3 separate regions of the Homo sapiens genome follow, and regions 2 and 3 are each linked to region 1. The links are chromatin contacts, found by Hi-C or POLR2A ChIA-PET in ENCODE. All regions are on one chromosome and are shown on one strand. Each heading gives the region's core, a stretch centred on a gene start or an enhancer-like site at or near the end of the contact. The rest is flanking DNA. Distances are from core to core; before and after follow the strand shown. Region 1 overlaps SLC14A2 (solute carrier family 14 member 2). Region 2 overlaps PSTPIP2 (proline-serine-threonine phosphatase interacting protein 2). Region 3 overlaps PSTPIP2 (proline-serine-threonine phosphatase interacting protein 2).

What was found. Hi-C counts contacts between places; a loop is a spot of excess contacts on that map. ChIA-PET counts read pairs that join two places held with the same protein, here RNA polymerase II (POLR2A). Pooled maps may share reads with other maps.
Region 2: a pooled map shows a loop between it and region 1 (3-fold over the local background). The contact joins two enhancer-like sites. A Hi-C loop is called at or near these places in 5 of 50 pooled maps. POLR2A ChIA-PET finds 5 or more read pairs at or near these places in 2 of 52 experiments (GM12878 and activated CD8-positive, alpha-beta memory T cell).
Region 3: a loop to region 1 is called in a pooled map, with 2.7 times the contacts of the local background. The contact joins two enhancer-like sites. A Hi-C loop is called at or near these places in 4 of 50 pooled maps. POLR2A ChIA-PET finds 5 or more read pairs at or near these places in 3 of 52 experiments (H1, activated T-cell and activated naive CD8-positive, alpha-beta T cell).

The regions. Positions count from the first base shown.
Region 1 is chr18:45,664,037-45,668,350 of GRCh38, reverse strand. SLC14A2 (solute carrier family 14 member 2) reads right to left here. Exons shown (of 20, transcript NM_007163.4): 12 at 2,132-2,214; 13 at 1,257-1,416; 14 at 329-518; 15 at 1-2. The region is part of intron 7 of LOC105372093 (a long non-coding RNA gene); the gene reads left to right. Among named protein-coding and RNA genes, the nearest start is that of SLC14A2, 51 kb to the right of the region's middle. Within about 2 kb of position 2,335, at least 7 of the 41 ENCODE cell types and tissues checked have a DNase peak (open chromatin) inside an H3K27ac peak, as active enhancers do.
Region 2 is chr18:46,025,618-46,029,931 of GRCh38, reverse strand. All of the region lies in intron 2 of PSTPIP2 (proline-serine-threonine phosphatase interacting protein 2), which reads left to right. It also overlaps the pseudogene LOC100422497. Among named protein-coding and RNA genes, the nearest start is that of PSTPIP2, 44 kb to the left of the region's middle. Within about 2 kb of position 1,735, at least 19 of the 41 ENCODE cell types and tissues checked have a DNase peak (open chromatin) inside an H3K27ac peak, as active enhancers do.
Region 3 is chr18:45,995,551-45,999,864 of GRCh38, reverse strand. PSTPIP2 (proline-serine-threonine phosphatase interacting protein 2) reads left to right here. Exons shown (of 15, transcript NM_024430.4): 7 at 331-429; 8 at 1,026-1,071; 9 at 2,037-2,116. Among named protein-coding and RNA genes, the nearest start is that of EPG5, 30 kb to the right of the region's middle. Within about 2 kb of position 2,089, at least 3 of the 41 ENCODE cell types and tissues checked have a DNase peak (open chromatin) inside an H3K27ac peak, as active enhancers do.

The sequences.
Region 1 (4,314 bases), core at 1,086-3,585:
ACCTGGCAGGAGAGGGAGGGTCAGGTGGAGCAGGGGCTTCCCCAGGGCCCTTTACATTTTCCTATTGAGTCAGATTCTTTTTATCTGGGGCCTGACTACACACGCCTTCAAATAGACCACCCTTCTGGGAGTGGGGAAGGAAGACAACCCTATGAATCCTTCATATTTCTCTAGAAATATGTTGCTATGACAAAATAACCAGGGAACAGTCATTTTTAGTTGTCAGTGTCCTTATTTTGAGGATTTCTCAGCTGGGAAGAGGAAGAATGGTCCCCATGGGGAGTGACTTCTTGGCTACATGTTTGGACCCTGAGCCTCTGGGACTTACTTGTCCTGACTCAGGATGAGGGCTGTCAAGGTGGACATGATGGTACCCAGGCAGCCTGAGATCGCCCACCAGGGGTTCTGGATGAAGAGGCCGAGGATGATGAGGATGCCGCTGAGGGGGTTGTTCACAAACATCACTTGAGATGTGCCTCGGAGGACCCAGTCAAAGAACTGGAACACTGGGGACTTGTCTGAAATGGAACCGGGGCAGGAAGTAGGCAAGTGCTCAGTGTGGGCAGCCCTGGGTGGGCAGATGGAGGGTGTGAGGGAATCTGGATATCCGAAGTGGGTTTGCAGGAAGCCAGCCACCTGCTGTCACCTGCCACCAAAGATGGTAAACAAGGAACTCAAGAGAGCATCTGACTGCCAAGAAAACTCTTGAGACCCATCACCAGCCAGATGTGACCTCCAGGTTGTTTTTCTGGCAGGGGGGATTAGGTGCCCTGAGCTGCCTCTGACCCCTGTGGTGGTACCATGAATTTTCAAGAACATGTTCTTGCTGCATAGAGGGCATTAAACCCATGGGCTGAGCTCTGGAAAGATTGCTAAAGAGAACCTATTGGCATGGTAGACACAGTTCTCCCATGAACCATCCAGATGGCGTTTTTCTAGAATGCTGGCTCTAGAATCCCAATGCGAAAAACACCTGTCTGCAATATTCAGATGGGATATTTGAGATAGCAGAAGTGTTCTGTTCAGAAATGAGAGCTCATGAGCTCACACTCTTGCATGTATTGCTATTTATAGTTCAAGAGGCTGTATGTCTGTTTTAACAGCAAAACTCCCAGCTTCCAGGAAAGACCACAGTAACAGAGTGCAGTCTAGTCTAAGTCTAGTCTATAGGGAACCCCCATGGCAATGGGTTTCCTGGGGATGGGTGGAGGTGAGTTTTTAGGGTCAGGGTCAGTGTTGTTCTCATAGAATTTTACCTTTAAGTCCCTCTCCACACTCCTTCATCTCTCCTGTGATGTAGCTGAGGGCTTTGCTGACCCTTTTCCCACTGGCAGCCATGGAACTCCGAATCCAGGATGTCTTGGAAATGTTTGTTTCCACTTTTATCTCAGAGCTCTCCTCCATGGTGTCCAGATCCTGTCCAGGACAGAGATAGGCAAGAGTCTCCCACATTCGGTGGTTCTTACACTGAGAATTCATGTTTGTGGTCACTCAGGGACCAAATAAGATTGTCATTTGGTATTTCATTAAATTGCTGTTTAACCTCCCTGTTTCTGTAGATTAGACTGTCTTTTGTTTGACACATGACCTCATCTAATAGGTTAACTACCGTGAGGCACAGTAAGATAACATCTTTACTTTCGTTCTGTGGAGGAGGACTCTGGCAAGTGGAGGTTCTCATTTTCAAAGGTCAAGGTCAAACAGTAGAACTGAGATTAACCACAGATTTTTAGTCTTTTTTTTTTTTTAACATTAATACTCTTTCCAGAAGAAATGGCTTTCTCCCTGGCATGTCTAGTCTTTAAGATATAACTGTTCATAAACATAAGGGTATGAAATTGAACATGTGAAGATTCTGTTTTTGAAAACAGGCACCAGCTTATTTCCTAAATGCTTGAATACTGGGTTTAAAGGAAGCCTGATAATAATTCAAATACAAGGAATATGAAAAGTTACAAAGTAAACTGTGAAAGAGACATTTTTGTCCCAGGTAATTACATTTCAGAAAATACGAATGCAAGAAAAGTTTGCCTAAATCGGAGAACCTTGTTTACAGCTCTCAGCTCCCTCATCTGCTGTGGGCTCTGTGACTGTAGGGCGCTGTCCCTGATTCAGGACACTCAGTACTCACAAGCAGCTCGACTGTGGGCTTCCGGTATCGATAGGGAAATGGGTCTTTGTTTTGTCTTTCCTGGTGTTCGCCTTTTCCAAACACTGGAGTTAGAAGGAAAGAGCACCATCAGTTAGGACACCTCTACTCTGGCACCTCAGAAGCTAATGTCCTGCAAGGCTCAAGAGGTGTTAAGATTATGCAGTATTTCCTGTTCCTACTGAGGAAGCACAGAATCATGGGGCCTTGCAGCTCGAAGGCTCTTTTGTTCTTTTACTGGTCATGGATCCATCTGGGCCCTCGCTTTGGGGAAAAAGTGTACATCTTCATATAAACAGGGCATTTTACAAGGAATTTAGGGAGCTCAGAGATTCCACTAACTTTTAATTAAGAAGCCCTCATTTAGCTCAACCTTGATAATTTTTTAGATGAGGAAACAGCAGCCTGGAGAGACAGTGACTTGTGCTTGATCCCGGAATCCAGGGTTCTTTCTCCTGTTCCACATGGAGAACTTGAAGGTGAACAAAAAAAAAAAAAAAAAAAAAAAAAAAAGAAACTTGGTTGTTGTTGAAGCCCTTCACTTCCTGTTCATAAAGTATTAAGCTGCCTGAGCCATGAGCCATGCATAATCTGTGTTTGAATTTGGCCATGACTCTCCTCACCTGGATGACCTCAGGCTGTTCTGTTTGTTTTTGTTTTTGTTTTTTTAAGGTATTGTAGTAGCAATGGCTGGTGGGATTAGGACAAGAGACATCCATGTAATCTCTTGAAGCAGATTTTGGCAAGCCTTTGTAATTGTAGAAAACTCTTGCAATGTGGATCTAAACATTTTTATTATTACAGGTAATTTACTTTTAGAGACCACCAATTTCAGTAGGGTTTTATGCATCCTGAAAGATGTTCAGGCCCCTGGAAGTTTCCTTCTTGATGCTTTGGTTCCCTCCTGTGGTCAAGTGTGAGAATAGCAGGCTGGGCTCTGACTACCCTGTGTTTTCAGACTGAATTGCCTGTTCCCCCGTTCTGCACTCATGAGTCGTCAGGGTGTCAAAACACTAGAAGGGATGCATCGAAGGCACTGTGTTCCCACTTCTGAAGGGACAGGGACTGCAGATACCAGTGTGTTTGGGAGGTGACACCATTCAGGACAAACAAATTCATTTTGAAAGCTTTGAAAGGAAGAGTAGGAAGCAGAAGGGATCCCTTGAAATTGGAGGCCTGTGTGTGATATCCCCACTGACCCGCTGTTTCTGTCTGAAGCTCCTCTCTGCCTGCCAGTGCTGCAGGGCTCTCTACTATGCTCTCCCCAACCACAGCCCCTATCCTGAGACGATGTTAGGAGGAATTTATTAAGCCTTTGAGGCAAACCGTGGTCTCTTCCACACTCTGCTGGGGAACCTCTATCAAAGACAAACTCCTGAGCTACAGGGGCCCTTGAGATGTGCAATGTCCTCGGCAATCCCCTCTCCACCTCGTGTATTTTCCCATATTCACTCAAAGTCCATTTCTCTGGGCTAACTGACTTGTGGTATGAAATGATGAGACTTGGGGGAGCTGGAGGAAGAAGGTCATTCAGGCATCTTCTGGGGAGCATGTGATGTTGCACTAACTTGGGAGTCACTTTTATTCCCAACAGTGGCCCTAGTCAGCTGTGTGACTCTGGGCAATGCTGCCCCCTCTCTGGGGATTGGAGGCAGGATTAGATGGTCCCTGTGTCCTGGATCTTCATGAGGCTGCTCCAACCTTGCAGCTGGTTGAGGAAACCTCCCCAGACTCCTCCCTGTTTGCTGCCACATGTTCTCAGCTTCCACGTCCAAATTTCTGGCCTCCACTTGTTCAGCTTTAGCGGCCCTTGGATACCCTCTTCCTGGCCTTTGGCAGCACTTTCCCCACCATGGGTCTCTACCTGTGCCCTTGGCCTCCCCACCATTGCCATAGATGGGAACTGTTCATCTCTAGCCTCCTAGACCAGTGGTTTTTGATTTGCTGGCAAATTAGAATCTCCTGGAGAGCTTTAGAAGCTCCTGATGCCCACCCAGGCTGCTCTGCAGATGAATTAAACTAGTCACTGGGATGGGATGCAGGTGATTCCAATGTGCAGCCAGGTTGAGACCCCAGAATCTCACTGCCTGTCCCAGCTTCAGCCTCTCCGAGACCCAGGGGGCATCCAGACGCATTCGGGGAACTGTGGCCTTGGTCAGACGTCA
Region 2 (4,314 bases), core at 486-2,985, 360 kb before region 1:
TGTTGGTCAGGCTGGTCTTGAACTCCCAACCTCAGGTGATCCACCCGCCTCGGCCTCCCAAAGTTCTGAGATTACAGGTGTGAGCCACCGCGCCCAGCCGGCCTTGCCCTTTTCATTCCCCAAGGCAAAGTATCCACCTCTGAGAGAAAATTCCATGGCGTAAACATGAGAAATAGTTTTCTTTTTAATGACTGGGAAGTTTGAAATACTGTACAGGAAGGAAGATGAACCAATGACTGCTTCTTTCATTTTTCCTGAAGCAATTGCCAATATTTCTGTAGTAGGATTGAATGTCAGAGAATTAACACCTGTAACCAAGTTCATTATAGCTTTCATTGGCTTTGGGTTTGTTCCTTCGAGACAAGAATCTTGATTATTTATATTTACTGCTCCACAATTAGAACCACAAGCAACTGTCCATTCCTAGATGTGGCAATGCTTAATCCATATAAACTGCCTTAATCAACAAATCTGTTAAGGCACCTCCTTGAGTTCACATCCCAAACATAAACTTCTCCATCCCCGAAGAGGCATATACTTTCTTACTATCTGAAGAGAACGTGGATGCTGCAACCCTTCCATTAATTTTCATGCTTCCAATCAGTTCTTTGGTCTTCATCGATAGCAAATGCAAATACCCAGCAATGCCATTTATGAGCAAGAAGGACCCATCTGGGGAGACATCTTCAAAGCTCCTCACTATCTTCTTTCAAACCTCTCACTTGATGCACAGGAATTAATTTCCAGCTAGCATGTCATAGACATAAAAAACCTTGCTGTGAGTACTCATGGCTAAAACTTCTTCCCCATTAGCACTAAAATAAGCCTTACAGTTTGGAAACCTTTCCAAACAGGTGCTCTGGATTTTAGGATTTGTTCTTCCATCAACCTGAAATAGTGATATAGGTTATCTAATCCAGCGACCATCACAATCTGTGCACAAGGACGGAACTGCACAGATGAGATCTGAGCAGCAGAAGGACGTTCAGCATTACCATGCTGGCAGTTCTTCATCTTCAGGATTCCTCTTGGAAGAGAAGTTGATGTGGATATGAAATTCCCAGTCCTTTGCAACAAAGCATCTTCATCCTCTTCACTTTCATCATCTGAAGTTGTTTTCAGCTTATTAGTCTCTGCCCAGGCAGGTACTCCTCCCACGGCATGCTGGAATTCTTCTTAAAGTCGCTTCTTAAGTTTGTCTTTCTAAAGTTTACTTTCACTAGCATTTTTCATCATTATCTTTCCGAAACCGATTGTTCATCATGTCAACCATTTCCTCATCTTCATCTTCTTCATCCACCCAAATTGGCTTCTTTTGAGGTGCACAATTACCTTTTGCTTCATTCTCCGCTTCTGAGTCTCCCAAGTCTTCATGTCCTTGAACCCACGGACCCCGCAGACGCCGCAGCAGCGTGTCCTCGTCGTCCTCGACATCGCCGAAGACCAGCTCCTCCAGGCACCACTCCACGGCCGGTTTGTCTTCTCCAGCGTCGGGCGGTTCCGCTGCCGGAGCCGTCTCTCCTCTTCCCTCGCCGCGCTTGGCCTGGCCGGCGGTTTTCGCTGGGATGAAGCGGCAGCCTTTTGGGGCGGCTCGCTCGGCCCCGCTCCGGCTTTCCAGTCCGCCCTCGTTCCGGGCTAACGCTTCGGCTTCGCTGCGGTTCTACTGTGCAGTTTCATTCGGCTCCTCAGTTCCCGCGGCATCGTTAGGTTTGAGGAGAAACGCAGGCGCTCGCGTGAAACCTCACTGCGCATGCGCGCCTCTTTTCTTTTTGAGACACTGTCTCACTCTGTCGCCCGGGCTGGAGTGCAATGGCGCGATCTTGGCTCACTGCAACCTCCGCCTCCCGGGTTCAAGCGATTCTTCTGCCTCAGCCTCTTGAGTAGCTGGGATTACAGGCACGCGCCACCACTCCTGGCTAATTTTTATATTTTTAGTAGAGATGGGGTTTCACCATGTTGGCCAGACTGGTCTCAAACTCCTGTCTTCAACTGATCCGCCTGCCTTGGCCTCCCAAAGTGCTGTGATTACAGACGTGAGCCACCGTGCCCGGCCCTCTTACTTATTTTCATAAACTTTTTCTTTTAACCTCAGAAAGATCTTTGAGGAACTAATTTTTCCTATGGTAAAGAGACTATTATTTCAATTTTAGTAATTCTTTCAGCTTCACTTCAGTTTTTTTTCTTCTGTGAAATTAAAATCAGATTAAAATTTCAATTTTTATTTACTTATTTTATTTTATTTTATACAGGGTCTTACTTTGTCATCCATGCTGGAGTGCAGTGGCGCAGTCACGGTTCACTGCAGCCTCAAACTCCCAGGCTCAAGTGATCCTCCTACCTCCGCCTCCTGAGTAGCAGGGACTACAGATGTGTGCCACCACACCCAGCTAATTTTTGTATTTTTTTGTAGAGACAGGGTTTCCCATGCTGCCTAGGCTGGTCTCAAACCCTTGGGCTCAATCGATCCTCCCACCTTGCCCTCCCAAAGTGCTGGGATTATAGGTGTGAGCCACAACACCAGTCCAAGCTATTTTTAAAAGGCATGTGGCATATGGTCTTATTCTTTAAAAAAAATTTTTTTAATATTTTTATTTATTTATTTATTTATTTATTTATTTATTTATTTATTTATTTTTGAGATGGAGTTTTGCTCTTGTCGCCCAGGCTGGAGTGCAATAGTGCGATCTCAGCTCACTGTAACCTCTGCCTCCCCGGTTCAAGCGATTCTCCTGCCTCAGCCTCCCAAGTAGCTGGGATTGCAGGCATGCGCCACCATGCCTGGCTAATTTTTTGTATTTTTAGTAGAGGCAGGGTTTCACCATGTTGGCCACGCTGGTCTCGAACTCTTGACCTCAGGTGATCCACCGCCTTGGCCTCCCAAAGTACTGGGATTACAGGTGTGAGCCATTGCACCCGGCCATATGGTCTTATTCTTTAAAAATTATTTGTTGCATGCATCTGTTCATCCTTCCTATTTGTATACCTGCAGAAAGAAATCCCTGTTACAATCATCATCAAATATTAATACTAATTAGTTTTAGTTGGTGGAATTTTGGGTTGTTTGTTTTCTTCTTTGTACTTTTCCTTCCTATCATAGTGCGCTGCAGCCTTGAACTCCCAGGCTTAAGTGATCCTCCTGCCCCATCCTCCCCCAGTAGCTGGGACTACAGGTATGCACCACCACACCCGTTTATTTCATTTATTTATTTATTTAATTTTGTAGAGGCGCGGTCTTGCTGTGTTGCCAGGGCTGCTCTTGAAATCGTGGTCTCAAGCAATACTCCCGTCTTGGCCTCCCAAAGTGCTGGGATTACAGGCATCAGCCACTGCACCCATGCCCAGCCTGTACTTTTCTTCATGTTTATTTTTGAGTAATGAGCATGTATCATTTTAATAAATTGGGTAAAATCATTATTTAGAAAAGACAAATGACAGGATGGGAGAAACTTTGTAACATATGTAAGAATAAGTTGTATATACATAGTCTATAAAGAACTTCTACCAAATTAATAGGAATAAGGCAAAATGCTCAGTTAAAAAGTTGGATGATAACTTACAGAAGAAGAAATGCAAATAAACAATAAGCGTATAAAATGATGCACAACCACACTAGAAATCAGGGAAATGCAAATTCAAAAAGAAGTTCTTCCTTTCTTCAACCTCCCTCTCACACTGGTAGCAATTTTAAAAGATTATTTATATCCACTGTGGGTCAGCATTCCTGGAAATGGGAGCTCCTGTACACTTTTTGTGGAAGTAGAAATTGAGAAGACTTTTTTGGAGGACACTTTGGCACTATTTTTCAAAAATTTAAAATGCATTCTTTCCCCTGACCTAGTAAATCCACTTTCTCAGAACTCTCAGAAAAACACTCTCAAGCTGGGTGTGGTGGCTCATGCCTTTAATCCCAGCACTTTGAAAGGGTGAGGCAGGTGGATCACCTGAGGTGAGGAGTTCGAGACCAGCCTGGCCAACATGGTGAAACTTTGTCTCCACTAAAAATACAAAAATTAGCTCGGCATGGTGGCGCACACCTGTAGTCCCAGCTGCATGGGAGGCTGAGGCAGGAGAATCGCTTGAACCCGGGAGGCGGAGGTCGCAGTGAGCCGAGATTGTGCCACTGCACTCCAGCCTGGGTGGCAGAGTGAGACACTCTCAGAGATGCCCGTGGATATATGTCCACAGATGTTCAGATGTTCATTTAGGTTTTTTTCTTTTTTCTTTTCTTTCTTTCTTTTTTTTTTTTTTAGTGGTAGTGAAAACTGGAAATAACTCAGGAGACTTTGTACTACAGAGAACTCCATATTGTGAATG
Region 3 (4,314 bases), core at 840-3,339, 330 kb before region 1:
TGCCTGGCCTTAATTTTGTCTATTTCAAATTCCATCTTTCGTTTCAGTCCATTTTTAAAGCTCATGTACTTTATGTTGCCAAATAGGAGCTATTACTTCCTTGATCAGGTTGCCACTATTACATAATTTGAAAAAGGGCTAGAGAGAGAGAGTGAGCTTTCAAAGACTGATAAGAAAAAGCATCTGCCCTCTGGGAGCCCATGGCTTAGTGACAATCAGAGCACTAATCAGACGGCCCTGTCCATGCTGGACTTCCTGGGCCAAGGGGGCTGCATTTCATGGTTACACTCTGTTCATTTGTTTTGGTTCTCTTTGTTCATAATGACAAAGGCAAAGAAGAACTATGAGCAGAAATGCCGGGACAAAGATGAGGCAGAACAGGCCGTCAGCCGGAGTGCCAACCTGGTGAACCCGAAGCAACAAGAAAAGGTACCCAGGAGGGCTAACAACCCGAAAAATCTGAGACTGACCTATGTCAGGCTAAAGCCAATTATGAATCTTCATAAGAAATGAACCTGTATCCTAAACCCCTGGAAATATCTTCCTTCATGTATTGGGGGTCTTCTGAACCTGAAAAACCACTGCCACATATTTGGGGGTTAGGGGAAGAGCGACAGAAGCATGGCTATGAGGGAGGGAGATGGGGTGATAAGAGGTTGGAGGGATTTCCCAGTTGTTGTCATTTTTCTTAAAGACTCAGTTCATGTATTCTTTGTAGTCAGGCTGCCTTTTGCTTGGGTGGATTACAAATTTAACTTTGTAAAATCTAGATACAAGATTTCTGCAACCAGAGGGCTGGGTGTGTCTTTAGGAAGACACTGGGCAAGATGCTTTATGGATATTTTCCAAGATTGATAAGATTGCAGGGCACGTTGAATGATTTGCTCATGAGGGAAATGTACACAGGACTTGCACTAGACCTGGTCTCTTCATAGTTACTGCTTTTCAATCTGTTTTGCCTGTGGAAGCCTCGTCCAGCATTCCCAATGCTTGCTCTTTTTTTGTTTGTTTGTTTGTTTTCACAGCTTTTTGTGAAACTGGCAACTTCAAAGACCGCAGTAGAGGACTCAGGTGAGGGGGCAGTTCCTACGGATGGGGGAGGGTTGCTGGTGGGGTTTACGTTATCCTAAATGTGTCCCTGAGAAAGGGAGTTTTATATACCTTAAAGAGAGAATATATGGATATTCAGCAGGATTAGTGAGATATCTGAAGGGAAAAAGGGAGGAAGGAAGGGAGAGAGTAAGGAAGGGAGGGAGGAAAGGAAAGAAGAGGAGAGAGGAAGGGAGGGTATATTAGAACCCCGGAAGGTGGGAGGAGGCTATGAGGCCACTGTTTCTGGCTTCTGTCTGCTTAGATCTTGCTGCCTTACATGGGAGTGAGATGGTGGAGTCATGTGGTAGCGGCTTTGCAATCAGGTGCTTCCTCTGATGTATTGGGGCATCTATCTAAAAGACCATTTCAGCCCCGGTAGCTCTTATCTGCTGTGAAACAGCCAAGCTGCAAGGCCTTGTTATCACTGAAATCTAAGACCCAAACCAGGCATTTGCAAAAGCTTCTAATTCCCAGAATATCCTGCAGGAAATATCCCTCATGACTGTGGTGGTTATGTACATCTTAATCTCTACATTTGAAACTAAAGTAACTTGGTGCCCCTTTAGGGCTCAAGGTAGTTCTCTTCTCTGCATCCTTCATCAGACAATTTTGAAAATGAAAAGCGATGGGAAATACTGAGGTGGAATTACACAAACAAAACCCTGGCTGAGGTTTCTTATCAGCTTTCACTTCTTCCTTAGAACCTTTCTTTCTCAATGTTAGGTCCAATGTTTAAAAAGAAAGTGATACCCTCCTTTGCCTACTTCACCAAATATGATGAGGGTGAGAGATGCAATAACTCCCAGTGCTCAGAGTCCTGGGGGCCTTGTAAGCTCAGCACAACTCGGATGAGTTTCTTTTGCCATCTGAGACCAGCCTGTGGGTGTATCTGCGAGCCACCTTCCTGTCTAGTTTCTGACCCAGGTCTCTCCCTTCTGTTGCAGACAAAGCATACATGCTGCACATCGGCACCCTGGATAAGGTCCGAGAAGAGTGGCAGAGTGAGCACATCAAGGCCTGCGAGGTACCCGTAACCGGAAGCTGCTCAGGACTGGGGTGGGTGGGTGGGGGTGTGTGTAACAGGAAGCTGCTCAGGACGGGGGGGGGAGGGGAGGAGGGGGAGGGGAGGGAGGGAAGGGGGAGTGGGGCCGGGGGTTGGGGGAGGACGAGGGGGCGGGAGGTGGGTCTTCTGCCCAGAACCTGGAGAGTCTACTTTTGTAGAAATGATCTGCCCGGATTCTCATAGGGTTACAGAGCTTGAGGGCAAATTAGAAATCAGAAATTTGGCCAGGCACGGTGGCCCATGCCTGTAATCCCAGCACTTTGGGAGGCCGAGGTGGGTGGATCACCTGAGGTCAGGAGTTCAAGACCATCTGGCCAACATGGTGAAACCCTGTCTCTACTAAAAATACAAAAATTAGCCGGGTGTGGTGGCGCACACCTGTAATCCCAGCTATTCTAGAGGCTGAGGCAGGAGTATAGCTTGAACCTGGGAGGCGGAAGTTGCAGTGAGCCAAGATAGTGCCATTGCACTCCAGCCTGGGCGACAGAACAAGACTCCGTCTCCAAGAAAACAAACAAACAAAAAAAGAAATCAGAAATTTAAGTGAAGAATGGAAGGAACTGGAATAGTTTTCCCCAAACCTTGTCTGCCTCATCCCCATCCTGACCATGCTGTCCAACAGTTCAAATTTTAGTCTAATGTTGGGTTAGCACAAGCATAGAATAGCTGAATCAGTTAATGGTCGATTAAGTAATTATCTTTGGAGAGCCCGGCCTCAATAGGCTCTAAAGGGAATGCCAACAGCAAGTGAGTAGGCTTTGGAGATTTGTTTGTTTGCTTTTTGTTTTGAGTCTGGGTCTCACTCTGTCGCCCAGGCTGGAGTGCAGTGGCATGATCAGAGCTCACTGCAGCCTGAAACCCCATGAGCTCAAGTGAAGTAGATGGGACTACAGGCGTGCACCACCACGCCTTGTTAATTATTTATTATTTATTTTATTTTTAAAGAGACAGGGACTTGCTCTGTTGCCCAGGCTGGTCTTGAGCTCCTGGGTCTCAAGCAATCCTTCCACCTTTGCCTCCTGAGTTGCCAGGGTTACAGGCATGAGCCACCATGCCTGGCTGGAGGGTTTTCTTTTTTTTTTTTACTCTCCTCATACCTTCAATTTCACCACTGCTCCCTTTCTTTTGCAGCAAATGACCTCACAATTTCCAAGAGAAAATAAAAAACATAACTTGGAAGCTTGCTTAAGTTTCTGTCATCCTGCCTACACATTTTCTTCCAGTGGTTCTCAAAGTGAGGTCCTAGGACTGGTAGCATCAGCATCACCTGGGAACTTGTTAGAAATGCAGGTTCTCAGACCAACCTCAGACCTACCGAATCAGAAACTCTGGGGGTAAAGCCCAGCAATCTCTGTGCTAATAAGCCTTCCAAGTGATTTTGATGGGAATTCAAGTATAAGAATCATTGACAGACACGCCTGCCCCACTCCTTTTTTCCTGTTAGCACAGAAAAGGGGCTGTTCCTTCCTTGTTCAAGATCTTTTTTCATCCAGCTTGCCTTTCCCCACCTTCTTGGGCATGGAGAACTTGTCAACTTCTGTTATCTTGCACACAGACTCAACTCTCTCCTAGCTTTAAAACCCACCAGTTCAGCCAGGCATGGTGGCTGCTAATGCCTGTAATCCCAGCACTTTGGGAGGCCAAGGCAGGCAGATCACCTGAGGTCAGGAGTTCAAGACCAGTCTGGACAACATAGTGAAACCCAGTCTCTACTAAAAATACAAAAATTAGCTGGATGTGGTGGCAAGCACCTGTAATCCCAGCTACTTGGGAGGCTGAGGTGGGAAAATCACTTGAGCCCGGGAGGTGGAGGTTTCAGTGAGCTGAGATCATGCCACTACACTCTAGCCTGGGCAACAGAGTTAGACTCCATCTCAAAAAAACCCAAAAAGCAAAAAACAAAACCAGCAGTTCTTACTTTCTATCTACGACCCCTACTACCCCCGCCCTTCTTCACAGCCACGCTTTTTGAAGGGGCTGTCTCCAAGTCCATGTTGTCCTGACTGCCCCAGCCTGCAGCATCTGGGATTTGCTTCCCTGCAGCTGCTGTCTTGGAGGGCACCAGAATCCCTTGGCATGAGGGCCAGTGGGCCTTTGCAGTTTCTAATCTTATTTGATCTCTCTTTGCCATCTGATACTGTAGGTTATTATGCTTCTCC